Regions from separate parts of the Homo sapiens genome. Here region 1 is linked to region 2. A link is a loop called in an ENCODE intact Hi-C map of the cell type or tissue named here. Cell type or tissue: PC-9. All regions are shown on one strand.

Evidence for each region. Hi-C counts contacts between places; a loop is a spot of excess contacts. Peaks named below come from ENCODE experiments on the same cell type or tissue, not always from the same donor. Only the 100,000 strongest peaks of a DNase experiment are listed, where the experiment ranks them.
Region 1: it touches region 2 in a loop (4-fold over the local background); 3 of 110 quality-filtered maps call a loop at or near these places.

Annotation. Positions count from the first base shown.
Region 1 is chr4:153,112,734-153,120,733 of GRCh38, forward strand. No RefSeq gene overlaps it. Among named protein-coding and RNA genes, the nearest start is that of TRIM2, 88 kb to the right of the region's middle. RefSeq lists an enhancer at 1-37. In PC-9, no CTCF peak of the experiment used is centred here; a DNase peak (open chromatin) is centred at 3,038; H3K4me3 peaks cover 495 bases; H3K27ac peaks cover 990 bases.
Region 2 is chr4:152,977,119-152,985,118 of GRCh38, forward strand. It overlaps FHDC1 (FH2 domain containing 1), which reads left to right. Exons shown (of 12, transcript NM_001371116.1): 12 at 1-2,553. Among named protein-coding and RNA genes, the nearest start is that of FHDC1, 45 kb to the left of the region's middle. In PC-9, no CTCF peak of the experiment used is centred here; DNase peaks (open chromatin) are centred at 4,463 and 7,063; H3K27ac peaks cover 5,223 bases.

The sequences.
Region 1 (8,000 bases), 140 kb after region 2:
TTACATCCGTATGGAGGAGCTGACCAACACTAGAGCTTCTAAGTCTCAGTAGCAGTTCCCTAGGGCCGCTGAAACAAATTGCTTCAAATCGGTGGCTTAGCATAACAGAAATTGATTATCTCACAGATCTAGAGGCTGGAAATCCAAAATCAAGGCATGGACAGGGCCACAGTGCCTCTGGAGGCTTTGGGCGAACTCTTCCTGGCCTCTTCCAGCTTCTGGTGGTTCCTTGGCCTGTGACTGTGTAACTCCAATCTCTTCACTTGGTCTTCTCCTGTGTCTGTGTGTCTGTCTCCCCTTCTTTCTATTACAAGGACACTTACTGGATTTAGGGCCCACATGGCTAATCCAGGATGATCTCATCCATTGATCTTTAATTGAATTATATCTGCCAAGACTCTTTTTCCAAATAAAATTATAGTCACAGGGTCGCAAGTTCCAGGACACTGACATATCTTTTTGGAGCCCACCATTCAACTGAACTCAGTGCCTTATCCTGTTTCCCACCTGAGCCACTCTAGTCTCATGGTCACACCGTAGACCTTGTCATAACAAGCATCTCAGCCACCTTTAAATTATCGATCTCAGACATCCTCCCAGCTCTCTTGTGCTCTAGGACTCTAGCCCAAGGGCTCTCATTCACTGACGTCCCTGCCTGTGCGTTTTCTGTCATTCCTTCCCTCATTGTTGCCCTCCTTACTCAGCTCAGACTGCAAGTTGCCTCATTACAACCTCTCCCTGGCAGAATTCCTCAACCCCTTGCTTCTCTCTTCTCTAAGTCATACTTATCCTGCAAAACCTCAACCTTGGCTGATTCTAGTATTGACTTGGATGCACAGCTGACCACAACAGGAAAAGTCACACTGTCGGGCTGACTGGTTTCACTTTAAGTTCATGGCCACAAACCTCTAATGGGCACTGCTTAGCTACTCTGTCCATTTCCATTGTGAGTTGACTTTCCCCGGCAGCATCTCTCTCTTCACATCTCCCATGGTGAATGCATGACCTGCCCCACATGGAGCTGAGTAAATACACATATCAGAGGGGAGCGCAATTCTCTTCTCATCTCCAAATGCACAGGTAGACTCACAGCTACATCTGTCTTGTCACACCCCAAGCACCCTGCTCCCCGACCTGAACTCACTCCAGCACAGGCGCTCTTGAGAGAGGCAGCCTTGCCCAGGCCACTTGGTGCTCTGTGGCTCACACCCAAACGATGCCTGGCATGGGAAGCTCTTGGTGTTGGTTGAATGAAGGAGGACTTCCTTCCTCCAGTTATCTCCTCCTGCACCCTCGATCTTCTCTCCACTGAATCATTTCCACTCACACACAAAGACGTGCTGGAATCTCTCATTAGAAGAAGTCTTTCTGTGGCTCGACAGACTCTCAGTGTTCCCTCCCTTTCCCCATCCTGTTTCATAGCAAAACTTCTCCCACAAGCGGTCTGCACACTAACATCTTGGCTTCACCCATCCTTCCTTCTGCTTCTTCACCTACTCTTCAGTCTCCTCCAGTCTGGCTTCTGGCTTCTCCACTCCCCCGAAACTCCTTTTGTCAAGGGTGTCAGTGACCTCTGTGTCAAGGGCATCGATAAGCTCCATGCTGTCAAACCCAACTTTGTCTATTATAAAAACACCTAGAAGAAAGAAATTGACAGAGGAGAAGGCTGTAAGGTGAAACACAACTGCCCACCCCCTCTTCTTAGACCCCTCTCCTCTCTCATTGCCCATGATACAGCAAATAGATTTTTCTCTTATCCCACCAGACACTTCTAATCAACCTTCCTCACTAGGTCGCCCTCTCCCTGACCTCTAGATACAACCTCTTATTCTTCTCTGTCGATGTATTTTTCATTCTTAGCTTTAAACACCATCCATTTGCTGATGAATTCCAAATTTATTTTTTCATTTGAATCTAGACTCTTAAGCCCTCCGTATCCTTCCTTGGTGACTTCTTTAGGTATTTCAGGGGCATCTGAAATTTAACATTTCCTAAATGTCACCCTTGATCTCCCCAACCCCCTCCCCACCACCCAACTGGTTCCCTCCATCGGTCCTCAGAAAATGGTGCCACCATCTCACTTGCAGTCATGCCCAACAGCTAGCATAGTCCTTGTGGGAGTGTCTCTGGAGATAAAGTCATAGACCGGGAAATGCTGTGCCAAAAGGCGTGTGCCACTTCTTAAAAGTATAGAGAGCTCTGATGCCCATTCACCACAATAACAAACGAGGCTTTGAAGCTCCTGACGTTATCGTCTCTGAAACTGTGAGGATTTTTTTTTAACTGGGTAGTTTGCTTTGCCTGGAACTCTTCCCTCCTCTGAGGCGTTGGTGAGTCAGCTGGGGCTCGTAGATATAAGCAATGGACACCAAGCTCTGGGTGTTACAAGTAGAAAAAATGGACTGAAAGAGTACTGGGTAGCTCACAGGGCCACTGGGAAGACTGAAAAACTGCGGGACTAAAGGGAGCCCTGAGGTCAGCCCCAACCAAAACCATACCCTAGAACCTGTGCACACCAGACTCTGGACGTCATCACTGCCTGCTGCCATCGTTGTCACTGCCTGAAAAACAGCCTCCTCCTCTCATCCCTGACTCTGCTTCACTAGGGTCGGTGCCTGTGCCCTGGCTTCCCAGGAGGGGGAAAGGCAATGGGCCATTTTGACTGCACCCTTAAGACTTATCAGGTGTCACTCTGGGTGGCTGCAGAGGTGACGGCCGCCCATGGTGCTCATCCTGAGGGTCCGCAGCTCTCATTGCTGTTCAGCAAGACAACACTGGACCTGTTGGCTGTTACAGACTCTGGGGCTTTGGGAAGGGAACGTGAATGGAGCAGGGGAGGGAGGCAGGGTGGCACAATGTTTAATTATGCCATTCCAAAGTTCTGGCCACCAGTCTGTCCTGTCTGTCTGTCCTGCTAGCAAGTTCTGCATGTGGCATGTCAGCGGCCATCTTCATGTTCCTGCTGGGCCTCTTCTTTGATGTCATAACTATGAATATGTTGCCCACATTTTGTCCCCTTTTTATAGAAAGGCTCCAAGCACTTTGCAAACATTAGTAAGTGATTAGTCATCAGTACACAGTTGTTAATAAATCAGGGACTTTCTCAGCTGGATTCCTCCTGTTTTTCTCCCTCTGCCCATCAAGATGGGAGGTGGGGTGGTAGGGGGGAGAAAGACTGGACTCCTTTTTCTTAAGCACTGCCTTACCATTTCTCTACCAACCCTGGCACTTGCAGTGGAAACTTGCCGCTTCCGTTTTTAGCCACAGAGGTAATCTACTTTCATTTTGGCGACTAGGCTGGTATTTTTTTCCACGAAGCTGGGTGATGAGCCTTGCCCTGGTTTCTGAGGTTTCATGTTCACCAGCAGTAAGCCAGGCCTCCTTTTTCCCCTGGTTTCTTTTCTTTTCTTTTTTTTTTTAAAGAAGAGGAAACCAAGGCAAGTATTTAGTGAAGGTGGCCAAGACGCTGGAGCTGCTGTTCTCAGAGCGCAGTCTGCAGGCCAGCACATTAGCAACATCTGAAGTGCACATTAAAATAACTCCATCGCCACCTCCCAAATCAGCCCACCTCCCCCACTTCCCTCCACCCCACCTCCATCCACCCCACCTCCATCCACCAAATCAGTGTCTTTGGCATTAAAACCAAAGAAATTGCAGTTTTATTAAGTTCGCAGATGACACTCTAATTTAAAAACCACTAGTTCAGAGTAGACGTAGGCATCAGAGCAGTGACATGATTTGAAGCCACAGGCCTCAGTCTATGCACCTGCAAGGTAAGTGATGAGCAAATGAATGCAATAGGCAGCACGTGGACACTTTTGGGGGTGCCTATCCATTATACAAGTTTGTTTTTGTTTTTTTGAGAAAGGGTTTCATTGTGTCACCCAGGATGGAATGCAGTGGCAGGATCTCAGCTCACTGCAACCTCCACCTCCCAGACTCAAGCAATCCTCCCACCTTAGCCTCCTGAGTAGCTGGGACCACAAGTGCATGCCACCACACCCGGCTAATTTTTGTATTTTTTATATAGACAAGGTCTCGCTATGTTGCCCAGGCTGGACTTGAACTCCTGGACTCATGTTATCTGCCTCTCTTGGCCTCCCAAAGTGCTAGGGTTACAGGCATGAGCCACCCCGCCCAGCCTCCATTTCACAAGTATTTGAATGACTGCCTACTATGTGCAAAATATATGCCAGAAAATAATCAGGAAATTTTCCATCTATAAATTGCATTAGATAGATAGATAGACAGATAGATAGATAGATAGATAGATAGATAGATAGATAGATAGATAGATGATAGATAGATAGATGATAGATAGATAGACAGACAGATGATAGATAAACATAAACATTAGCCCTACTGTTTTCTGTCTTCTAAGATAAGGGAGCTGAATAGATGGAGCTGAAGGGTCTTCTAGTTCCAATTTCCTACAATTTATGAAGTGGTTGGAATTAGCCCTGACCACTTCCTAGACACTCTTAAAAAAAAAAAAAAAAAGACTTCAAACACACACAAAAAAGCACTAAAAAACAAAAACAGAAACAAAACACAGATGCCCATGTTTCGACCTCCAACATTGAACACATTTTAACATTTTTCAATCAATCTAAATCTTTATAGATACAGTTGAAGTCCTCACTTTCAACCCATTTATCTCCTTCCCTTCCTTTCTATCCAGAAGTGATGATCCTGAAACTGGTATGTGCCTTTTACCAATGGTTTTATAAATTCAAAATATATACTGTTGTTCAGTGTTTTTATAAACACATATATAGTTTATATATATCCATCATGTGCCTTTTATACCTATTTTGCAGTATTTTCAAATCTATCTATATTGATACATGTACATCTACTTTGTTCATTTGTATGACATTCCAATATATGAATATCACCACGATTTATTTAACCAGTTTCCTACTGATTAGCACTTTCCATTTTCCATGTTTGCTGTTTAGATGACAAATTGCTCTCCCACGTGATGGTGCCATTTATATTCCCGCCAGAGCTCAATGAGGCTCCACATTTACCCACATCCTTGCCAATACTGTGCTTGGTTTTAGGTTTTTAACATTTTTGCCAGTTCGATAGGGATGAAATGCCATCTCATGGTTATGCTGATTTGCGTTTCCTTGATTACTAATGAGGTAGAACATATTTTTCATTTTTTCCTTTTTTTTTTTTTTTTAATTTGAGACAGGGTCTCACTCTGTCCCCCCTGGCTAAAATGCAGTAGTGCTATCTAGGATCACTGCAGCCTCGACTCCCCAAGCTCATGTGATCCTCCTGTCAGAGGCGTTTGAACCAGAGCAACTCTGTCTTGAATAGGAACTGGGTAAAATGAGGCTGAGACCTACTGGGCTGCATTCCCAGAGGGTTAAGGCATATCTAGTCACAGAATGAGATGGGAGGTTGGCACAAGATACAGGTCATAAAGACCTTGCTGATAAAATTTTGCAGTAAAGAAGCCGCCTAAAACCCACCAAAACTAAGATGGCCACGAGAGTGACCTCTGGTCGTCTTCACTGCTACACATTCACCAGCGCCATGACAGTTTACAAATGCCATGGCAATGTCAGGAACTTACCCTATATGGTCTAAAAAGGGGAGGTATGAATAATCCACTCCTTGTTTAGCATATCACCAAGAAATAATCACAAAATGGGCAACCAGCAGCCCTCAGGGCTGCTCTGTCTATGGAGTAGCCATTCTTTGATTCCTTTACTTTACTAATAAACTTGCTTTCACTTTACTCTATGGACTCACCCTGAATTCTTTCTTGCGTGACATCTAGGAACCCTCACTTGGGGTCTGGATCAGGACCCCTTTCCTGTAACTCTCTCATCTCAGCCTCCTGGGCAGCTGAGATTACAGGCACCTGCTACCAGGTCTGGCTATTTTTTGTATTTTTTTAGAGAAGAGGGTCTCACTATGTTGCCCTAGCTGGTTGCAAACTCCTAGGCTCAAACAATCTGCCTGCCTCAGTCTTCAAAAGTGCTGGGATTATAGGTGTGAGCTACTGCACCCTGCGTATTTTTCATTTTTTAATAGCCATACACATTTTCTCTTCTGTTAATCATTAATTTATTTGTTCTTTTTTTTATTGAATTGCAGGATTTAAAATTTTTCTGGAGTCAAATGTTTCACTAGTTACACAAATTGCAAATATCTTCTCCCGGTCTGTAACTTCACCTGTGGAGTTGGGGTGCATCACTCTCCTGGCACGTGCATGTATTGGGTGCATCACTCTCCTGGCACGTGCATGTATTGACCAACCCAGAAACTCTGTGAACCCCTCTATGTAGGGGTTTTTATTGGAGGTTCCACTTATTACATAGACATGATTGATTAAATCATCAGCCACTGGTGATGGACTCAATCTTCAGTCCCTCTCCCCTCCTGTCCAGCTGAAAGTTCCAACCTTCTAATCCTGTGGTTGGTTCCTCTGACACCAGGCCCCATCCAGAAGCTATCTAGGGCCCCAGTGAGAGTCACCTGATCAGCATAATAAGGTGTGGTTGAAAGGGGGCTTATGAGAAGTGACAAAACACACTGCTGTCACCACTAATGCTCAGGGAATTACAGGGGTTTTAGGGGCTCTGAGCCAGGAACCATATTACAAAGACGAAATATGTGTTTGTTATTATATCACAGTGTCACACATCTTATTTCCTTCAAGCTCAGAAATGAATGTTATGAATTCATGTTATCGTTTAACCAGCATTGCTGTGGATTTTTTTATCTGGGAGGTGGCGGTGGTGTACTGGGATTGGCCAGTATCAGTTCACAAGAACCAACTGTTAAATATTTAGGAATGTTGTCAGTGTTCGATGAAAGGGCTGCATTTGCAAAGTGGTCCTCAAATGCTGACGGAGCCAAGAAACCAAAGAACAAGGCAGACAAATTCAGTTTGTTTTATTGGGGAACTTACAGACAGAAGCGTGGGCTTGGGTGGCCACAAGACAGGTGGATTTCCACACTGTTCCTCCCCACACTGAGGGCTTATGTACTATAGGGAAAGGGTATGCGTGCTCCAGTGAGACAATTAAAGGCAATCCTTTGGAACAGGCAAGAATGTTCTGTGCATCACAGCCTATAATTTGTGTGATAACATCAAGGTTGCATGTTCCTATGCTATGGACAGTAAATAAAGTAGGAATCAGGAGTCATTCACAGGACTGGGCTAATCAGAAGTCAAGATGGCAGATTAGCATCCAAGATGGAGTCACTTTTGTCCCCACAAGGAGGCAGTTGCTGAACATAGCCATTATTAAAAATTAAATTGTATAAACTCAAAAATCAATAAATTATCATAATAACAAAGGTAAAAAGAACTCAAAACTTGTCACTCCAAATTTTTGTACTACATTTTTCTGTTCTCTCTGCTCTGAAGGTTATTAGCATGTTCTGTGTCTGTGTGTGTAATGGTGTTCTACTGAGCACCTCTCCCTGACTGGAGTTCACACCGGTAACTTGAAATTGGCCACGATGAGAGTATTTCCTACTAACACAGTGGATCAGGGCTTGATTTGTTGTTTTGGTGATCAACTAGATTAAGGGTCGACAAATTTATTCTGTAAAGAGCCAGATAGTAAATATTTTAGGCTTTGTGGTCCATACAGTTTCTGTTATAACTACTCAACTCTGCCCTTGTAGTGCAAAAGCCGCCACAAACCATTGGTAAATAAATGGGTGCAGCTGTTTGCCAATAAAACTTTATTTGCAAAACAGTCTGTGAGCCTGATTTGGCCCACTGGCCATAGTTTGTCAACCCTGGTCTAGAATTAAGAAAGTGATGAGAAAATGTTAATAATTCAGATTAAAGTTAAAAGTAGGTCATATCTAGTGCTGAAGCTTAAAGAGGTTTCAGCTTAATGAATATAATTTACATAAGCATAAGAAATAGTTTAACAGTAGATCACATATCAGATTTTATAACAATAAACTTATTGGGAAGAGAGTTAACAGATTACGATGCAGCTCTATTTGTCAAATTA
Region 2 (8,000 bases):
GCAGTGGTTCATGCCTGTAATCCAGCACTTTGGGAGGCTAAGATGAGTGGATTGCTTGAGCCTAGGAGTTCGAGACCAGCCTAGGCAACATGGAGAAACCCCGTCTCTATCAGAAATACAAAATTTAGCCGAGTGTGGTGGCACATGCCTGTGGCCCCAGCCACTCTGAACGCTGAGATGGGAAGGTCACTTGAGCCCAGGACCCCACCACTGCACTCCAGCCTGGATGACAGAGTGAGACCTTGTCTCAAACAAAACAAAACAAAAATGAAATGTTCTAGTTTTGGTTCCTTTTGCAGAGTGAAATGCCTCCCAGGAAAAAAATACATATGTATTTTTTTGCGACAGGGTCGTGCTCTTGTCTCCCAGACTGGACTGCAGTGGCACAATCATAGCTCACTGCAGCTTTGACCTCCCAGACCCAAGTGATCCTCCCACCTCAGCCTCCCTCAGAGCTGGGACTACAGGCGTGCACCACCACGCCTGGTTAATTGTTTTTTTTTAATTTATCTTTTGTAGAGATGGGATCTCACTATGTTGCTCAGGCTGATCTCGAGCTCCTGGGCTCAAGTGATCCTCCCACCTCAGCCTCCCAAAGTGCTGGGATTACAGGTGTGAGCCACCACACTTGGCCAGTATATCCTCAGTATGAAGATATTTTTATCTTCCTGTGTTCTCTGGCTTCAGAGTTTCACCTGCCCACACAGGGTCCGTTGCTGGCAACTGGACTTCCCCATAAGCCTTGGGTATCCTGTGATGGGCTGTGTCTCCCTGAAGATTGTCTGGCTTGCCCACTTCTCCGTGCATGACTCTGGGTGTGAGTCTGTCTAGGAACAGGAGGGAAAGTTGGACTCAGACAGAAATCAGATGCTTCCATGTATTCAGGGCGCGCATTGTGAGCAGTGGAGTATGAGCCTTGAGGGCCTCATGGTTGCAGGGCAGGCTTCCCTGCAGATGGGTGGCAGCCCCTGGTAGAATGCTGGATTTCTCTGGAATCTAGAAGTGCCATATTTTAGTGGAAAGGCATCAGGGCTGTTTGACAGTGTGCGTCTTTCCAATCCCATGTTCCTCCATTCGTGTGTCTGTTATAAAACTGAGTGAAGGCTGCTATGACCTGTGTTCACTCTGGTTACAGGGAGGTGCAAACCATTCTGTCTCCCAGCCTTTCTTCTCTCTTTGTGTGCTCCCAGCACTTCCTTCTTTTCTAACATGGCCTGGAGAGAGTCTCTCTCTCCTTGTCTCTGTCTCTTAATAATAGTTTTTAACGTGGACATCTCTTCCTTGGTACAGTGGTTTTTAAATACTGAGAAGAACCAAGTCAGGTTTTTTAAAGCAGACTAAAAGCATGAAATTGCTTTCAGAAGAATGTATATCATCGGGAAAAGTTCGGGGGCAGAGTGGGGGAATCAGGCTTTATTCAAAAGAAACAGTTGAAAACATGGGACTTTTTCTACCCAATGCCCATTTCACGACTCCTCTGAGACTAATTGGGAAACGGGGAAATTCTTGGAATTTTTTTTTTAAGAAACTTTTTTGTGTTTTTTTTAATTTTAGGTCACTTATTAGTGAAACCTCATTTTAGATCTGACATTGGTAGATAGATGGATTTAGGCAAATATGATGCGTTTGTGGGGAATCCACGTGGTTGACGTTAGAACCTCCCTTCTGCAGACTGTTGCCTGTCATCTAAGCGAATTGGAAATGCTGAGCTTCCATAAGTCAGCTGAGTTTTAAAGGTAAACGTTATGGCTGAAATAGTAAAGCACCTGACCACAAAACCTCTTGTAAAAACAGCCCTGAGTAGGTATTTCCAGGGCTCCACAAAGTTGCTTATGGGAATCCTGAGCTGCTTTTCACCATCTCAAGAAGCCTAAGAAGTTATATATTTAATCAGGTAGACAAAACAGTTCAAAGCATAAGGTCCATGGTGGTGGAAAATGGATGCAAGTGATTCTAAGTTTGTGGATTTGTGGATAGCAGAGGGATCGGGACCTCTTGGAGGAACCCTGGGTACCAAGCTCCCAGGCCCTTCCTCTATCATGGATGCTGGGTGACTTTGGGAAGTCACCACCTCTTCCCAAGCCTGTTTCCCATATCACAGATGTGGGGCCATGGCCTCGATGATGGTCTCCACAGGTCTTTCCACCTCTGTGAGTCCAAGTCAGGTCAATCAGCAAGGACCCATCTCTGCCCTGGGTCAGCTCCTCAGAACCAACCCCCAGCATCTCTAAAGCAAAAGCCTCACCTCAAGGGCTGCTCAGAAGAGAGCACCTTCAGCATGAGTTGTTGCTGGAAGATCTAATAAGCTGTGTTTCCTGGGAAGTGGTGCTTTACTTAGCCCTGTGGACAACTTCTCTATGCATCTGTGTGAGCAGATGATCATTGTATTACCTTTTATCGGTAGTAAGCTTGGAAAAATAATTTAAGAATACAATGGAGAAATGTAAATAAGTATCTATGTAAATTTGTTTAAAATAAACTGAATGTATTTAATGGTCCATTTATATGTTCTTTTATGTAACATGTAGTTTAATAAAGTTCCTGTTTATGAGAGTCATGTTTCATCTCAGCTTCTTCCATGGATGTGTCTGTGTGATCTTGCTGGGAGAGTATTCAATTTCCTGCCCAGAGAGAAGCAGAGATCCAGGAGGCTAGGGAGGGTTGGGATACAGCTGACTTGTCCTCCAAAGGCTCAAGAGCCTAAATGAGGCTGTTGGCTGTGTGTCTTCTTGATAGCACAGAACCTGCTCATAATTGAGGGCTTAGGGAGTGGGCCTTGCCCCAGGCCGTGGGGATGTAACCCCGCCTCTGACACGCAGGCTGTCGATGAAGTGCGCAGCTCACGTTATTCCATGCTGAGCTGAGTTTTTTGTCATCTCCGTGGGCCTGGCAAGTCTAAATGGTGTCCTGGGTGTCCTGCATTTTGGTTCAGGACACCATTAGGAAATCACAACTCACCTCATGGCTGACTCAGGAATGAGCAGAGAGGAGGGAGAGATGGCTTGATATGACCGGCATTGTGCATATTTGAAAAGGAGTGGCGATTGTGCCTCAGATACACCTCATACCTCGGATTATGTCATGTTTCAGTCCTAGCTACTTGCCTGCTTTATCTGAAGTGGGCTAGAGGAACATCCCTGGGTCAGAATCAGCAGATGAGAGTAAATTATGTTCTTGTTGGGAGTTGCTGCTTGCTCCCTGAACATGTGGAAGTTGGTCTTGTCTGTGTTATAAGCAGTTTGGGACACCAGACTCCTCCCTAAACCTTCAGTCCTGCTGCTCAAGGGATTACTGACATGTACTGCCCCCGTCCCCCCACCAAGAAAGCTTTTTATTTTTCTAATGGGTCTCAAGTAATCTTCCATTTCTCCTTCCCTTTTATTTTATGGCTTTCATAAAGAATCTGTGGCTTCATCCTCCTAAAGAAATTCATTAAATTAAAGGGGCCACCATCTCCTAATTGTTCATTCAAGACTGCATATTTATGTGTTAGGGTGAGGGACCCCAGAAGACTTTGGAAGAACTATTAATCCACCTTCGGGGGTGTGTACATTTGTGAATTTCTGCCTCTAAGGGTGCAGTATCCTTTCCCTAGCTCCCCCCGTATGGCAATGATGACATTTTGCAATTTTACAGAATTTTCCATTGAAACTTAAACTTAATTCATCATTATATTTTTGCTGCATGCTCCAACCCTGTCAGAAAAATAGAAGAGAGAATTTTTTTGGTGCGTGTCCCCAAACACATATAATCATCAAATGTATAAACCAAATTTGAATAAAGGACATTGCATCTGATCACTCATTAAGTGCTGCTTAAAATTATTTGGGCTGTGAGCACAAACAAACTGGGGCACCGGGGTCTCTGCAAAATCACCCTGCTCAGCATCTGTGGGGAAAGAATGCATAGCTCAGGCCGAATCTGCGGCAGGGTGGAAAACACAACCCAGAGCACCCGCTCCTCAGGGCTTTTCGTCCACTAATATCTCCCGGTTTGGATGTCCCACAGCTCACTGGATCTCCTAAGTGAAGACAAGAGTAACGTGGTAGTTGAAGAAAACGGCTTTTCTGTCTGCTGGGCCAGAGCTCTGCAATGGGGCTTTTGGCTTCCTGATTGGTAGGTAGGACAATTGGACTGGCCGCAAGCAGCATTCATAGTTGTTCATTCACAGACCCTTTACCAAGGGCCCACCAGAAGCCTGACATCCCTGACTATGAGCTGTGGAGGGAGGCACCTGGGCGTTTCAGGGAGGATGCCTATTCCAGGTTCTCACTGATGGAGTCGTGCCAGGCTCCTGGAGTCAGGTCCTGGGCTTTCCCCTGCCCCCGTCAGAAACACACTAAAGGGCTGAGTCATGCAGGCAGTCCCCAGCTCACAAGCAGAGGATGTTCCCCAAGTTTGCTTGCGGTGAGATTTGAGGATTTCAGAATGCCCTTTCCCAGAGCAACCATGTCATGCATTATGGGTATGTTTTCAGGATAGCACATTAGAAAACTATTTAACCTGTCCGCTGTGGTCTGAATGTTTGCTCCCCCTCAAATTCCTGTGTTGAAATCCTAACCCCCAAGGAGGTAGGATTAGGAGGTGGGGCTTTTGGGGAGTGATTAGGTCATGACCTGGAGCCCTCATGAATGGGATTAATGCCCTTATAAAGAAGGCCCGAGGACGCGCAAGCATCCCTTCCACCATGTGAGGACACAGCAAGAAGTGACCGTCCGTGAACGGGTTCTCACCAAACATTGGGTTTGTCAGTGCTCTGATCTTAAACTTCCCAGCCTCTAGAACTGTGAAAAATACATTTCTGTTGTTTGTAAGACCTTAGGTCTATGGTATTCTGTTATAGCAGCCCAGGCGGCCTAAGACGCCAGGTGTGGGTAGATTACACCACAGGAATTTCTACAGAAGAGAAGCTCACTTACAGCAGTGTTCCTGAAGGAAAAGGTCAGGAGTGCCGGGAATGTTTCTCTTCTACCTCCTGCCATCAAGTGGAGGTGAAGGCACTGCAGCTTCAGGGCACTGGTGACCGGAGGAGTGGTGTCCACTCTCCACTGCTGGAGAAGAAAAGATCTCTCTGCTCTTGAGGTGGGGCTGAATGCAGAGGCAGACACAGGGGTTTCCATCTCCCAGGACAACTCCAGGAAACATGGGTCATTTCTATAACTGCAATTGCCTTTTGGCTGTTCTTCCTAACAGAGAGCACACTGGGCCAACAGAAGGGTGCACATCCTCTGCCTTCATTTTCTGGGAGGGAGGCTGGATTCAGCCTAGCCTGCTAGACAACTAATGAGAAGGTGGCAGAGGCTGTGGGGAGGCCACCTGTGTGGCCAGGGCCGTGGACCCATGAGCCAAGGCTAGCTGGTAGCTGGGGAAGTGAGCCACCTTGGTGAGAGCTGGGATGTTCACTGCAGGTGGTGAGCTTTCCTCGGTGCTCCTGACTTGACAGTGTTGGAGCATCCAGTGGCACTCACAGCATGGAGTGCTCCTGCGCACAGCAGAATTACTTGGGGGTGGTGATTCCTAGTCCCACCCCAGACTCACAAGCCAGAATCTTTCTGATGGGCCCCCAGATTTTCACTTTAGCAATTTTCCACTGATTCATTTTCCCTTCTGCTGTTGAGACCCACTAAGCTGGAGAGAGGCAAGAAGGCAGACTGGTAAGAATTCCACGATTCCCATGCAGGCTAATGAGCTGTTCTCCATGCTGGACCCCTCTTAGAGCCTCTGTCCAGGCAATGTAGGTGTGTTTCACTCTGAGCAAGCAAGACAGAAGCATTTACTCTGAGCTCAGCATCCGATTAAGAGGAGAGCTGCCTCAAAGGAGTCTGGGGAGCTGGTCTAACTTAGATCTTAAAACATAAAGACTTGCAGTCATATGCATGGCCACCGAGAGTCTGGAGCTCTCAGTCACACAACATTAGAGCTTCCATAACAATGGCTCCTGGGGGAACATTGGAAGTGACACTTCACTAGCATCTTGCCATAGCTGCCCTTTGGACAGATTATAATTTAGTGTATGTGAAGCATTTTACTAACAAGTGCTGAACAATGCCACACCCCTGTCTGAGTACCCCAGTAAGAATTTTTTCAGCAAAGCTATTCTTTGGAACCCTGTTCCCTGGACTTCATGGGTGTTGGAGCTTTCCACAGCCTTCACGAGGATCACTTCAACTTGGGCCTTGGGAGCCCCATCTAGCAGCTTTGGTTCCTTCCCTCTTGCTCTGTGCTGGGGCCAGGCAGGCCGGCCGGCATCTGCCCTGACCTCACCGGTCAGGAAGGGGGTGGGATGCAGCTCTCCAGGGTGCTGACTCAGAATGCAGGCAGAAGAAGGGATGCGGCAAGACAGGCTCCCACCCTATTTTAGGATGTGGAAACCCTCCCCGGAAGAAGGACTGAGCCTGATTCTTTCCAAAGTGGCCAGCATAGAATAATTGACCATTTTCCCACTCCCGTGCTGTCAATGGCTGCTCATCAGTCTGACAAGGTTGTTGGAAGAATCTGGACAGTCTTGCTACGTTCAGGGACGGTCTTGCTAGCCTAGGCAAGTGCTGAAGAAGGGTTTGAGCTATATTTGAATGAAAACGATAGTTCAGCCAGGCTCAGTGGTACACGCCTGTAATCCTAGCTACTTGGAGCCCAGGAGTCTGAGACCAGCCTGGGAAACCTAGTGAGACCCCATCTAAAAAAAAAAAAAAGAAAAAAAAGAAAATGATGATTCAGCTTTGGAAGCTGCCTCAGCAGAAAGAACAGTGCCTCCATTCAGCTATGGCTGAGTGGAGCCGTCAGCTTCCCATTGGCTTTATTTCCTTCTTTCCCAAGGCACAAGAGGTTCCCACCAGCTGATTCATCCCCAGGGAGGAGAGGGAAGAGGTGGGCTCCCTGCAGGGCAGGCTTCTTCACCACTGCTGAGAGACAGAGGCAGCAGAACAGCTTCCCCACCCCCACAGGGCCTCCTACTCCCAAGTTCAAGATCGACTCCAATACAATAGAACTGGAGTCACTAGATAAGCAGCGGGGTAAAGTGTCTAATTGTTCTCAGCTCTTTCTCAAGCCCCTGCTTTTCTCAACCAGCTCACAATGGGTTGAACTCTGGCTGGAGCTTGTCTTCCAAGAAGCTCGTGGCTTTGCACACAGTTACTCACCACATTCCTGCTGTCCTAGTGACCAAGCAGGAGGTGAAACGTCATTCCCATTTGTCAAATATCATTCCCACTTGTCAAACATCATTCCCACTTGTCAGGGAGGAATTCCTTCCAGGAGTTGTGAAGGGGGAACTTGTGAACCAGTGGTTCCGTGTGGCTAGCATTGGCAATGTTCCTGGAACGATAGCACCAGAATGAGGCCCACCTGGTCACTGGACACTGTCCTCAGCCCTGGAACCTCCCTTTCAGGAGGAACCTTGATGAGCTGGAGTAAGACGAGGAGAATGACCAGGCAGTCAGAGTGTGGGCACCATGCTTCACGGTGAGCAACTGAGGCTGCCAAGACCATTTAAGCTTAAAAAAGGCTAATAAGAACCTAGTGGTGTTATTAATCTTATTCTGTGTTGTTCCAAAACACAACAGAGATAAATCCTCAGGGTCAGGATGAGTTCATGCCAAAGCTGCACATCTACCTACCTCCCTGGGCTGGAGGCCTCAAAGCCCCTTCCACTGGGATACTTGAACTTGTGAAATGACTGCCCCAAACTCAGTTGCTGGGCTGATCAAGTAGGCCCTGAAGGCCACTTGTCCCTCATGGGGGTCACCTCCTGGGAAGGCCAGCTGCACCTTAGCATGCCATGAGAAGAGGCTTCCTGGTTATCATCATCATCATCATCATCATCACATCAAAAGTGTTTTGTTTTGTTTTGTTTTGTTTTTGAGACAGTGTCTCACTCTGTCTCCCAGGCTGGAGTGCAGTGGCACAATATTGGCTCACTGCAGCCTCCGCCTCCCAGGTTCAAGTGATTCTCCTGCCTCAGCCTCCTGAGTAGCTGGGATTACAGGCACCCGCCACCAAGC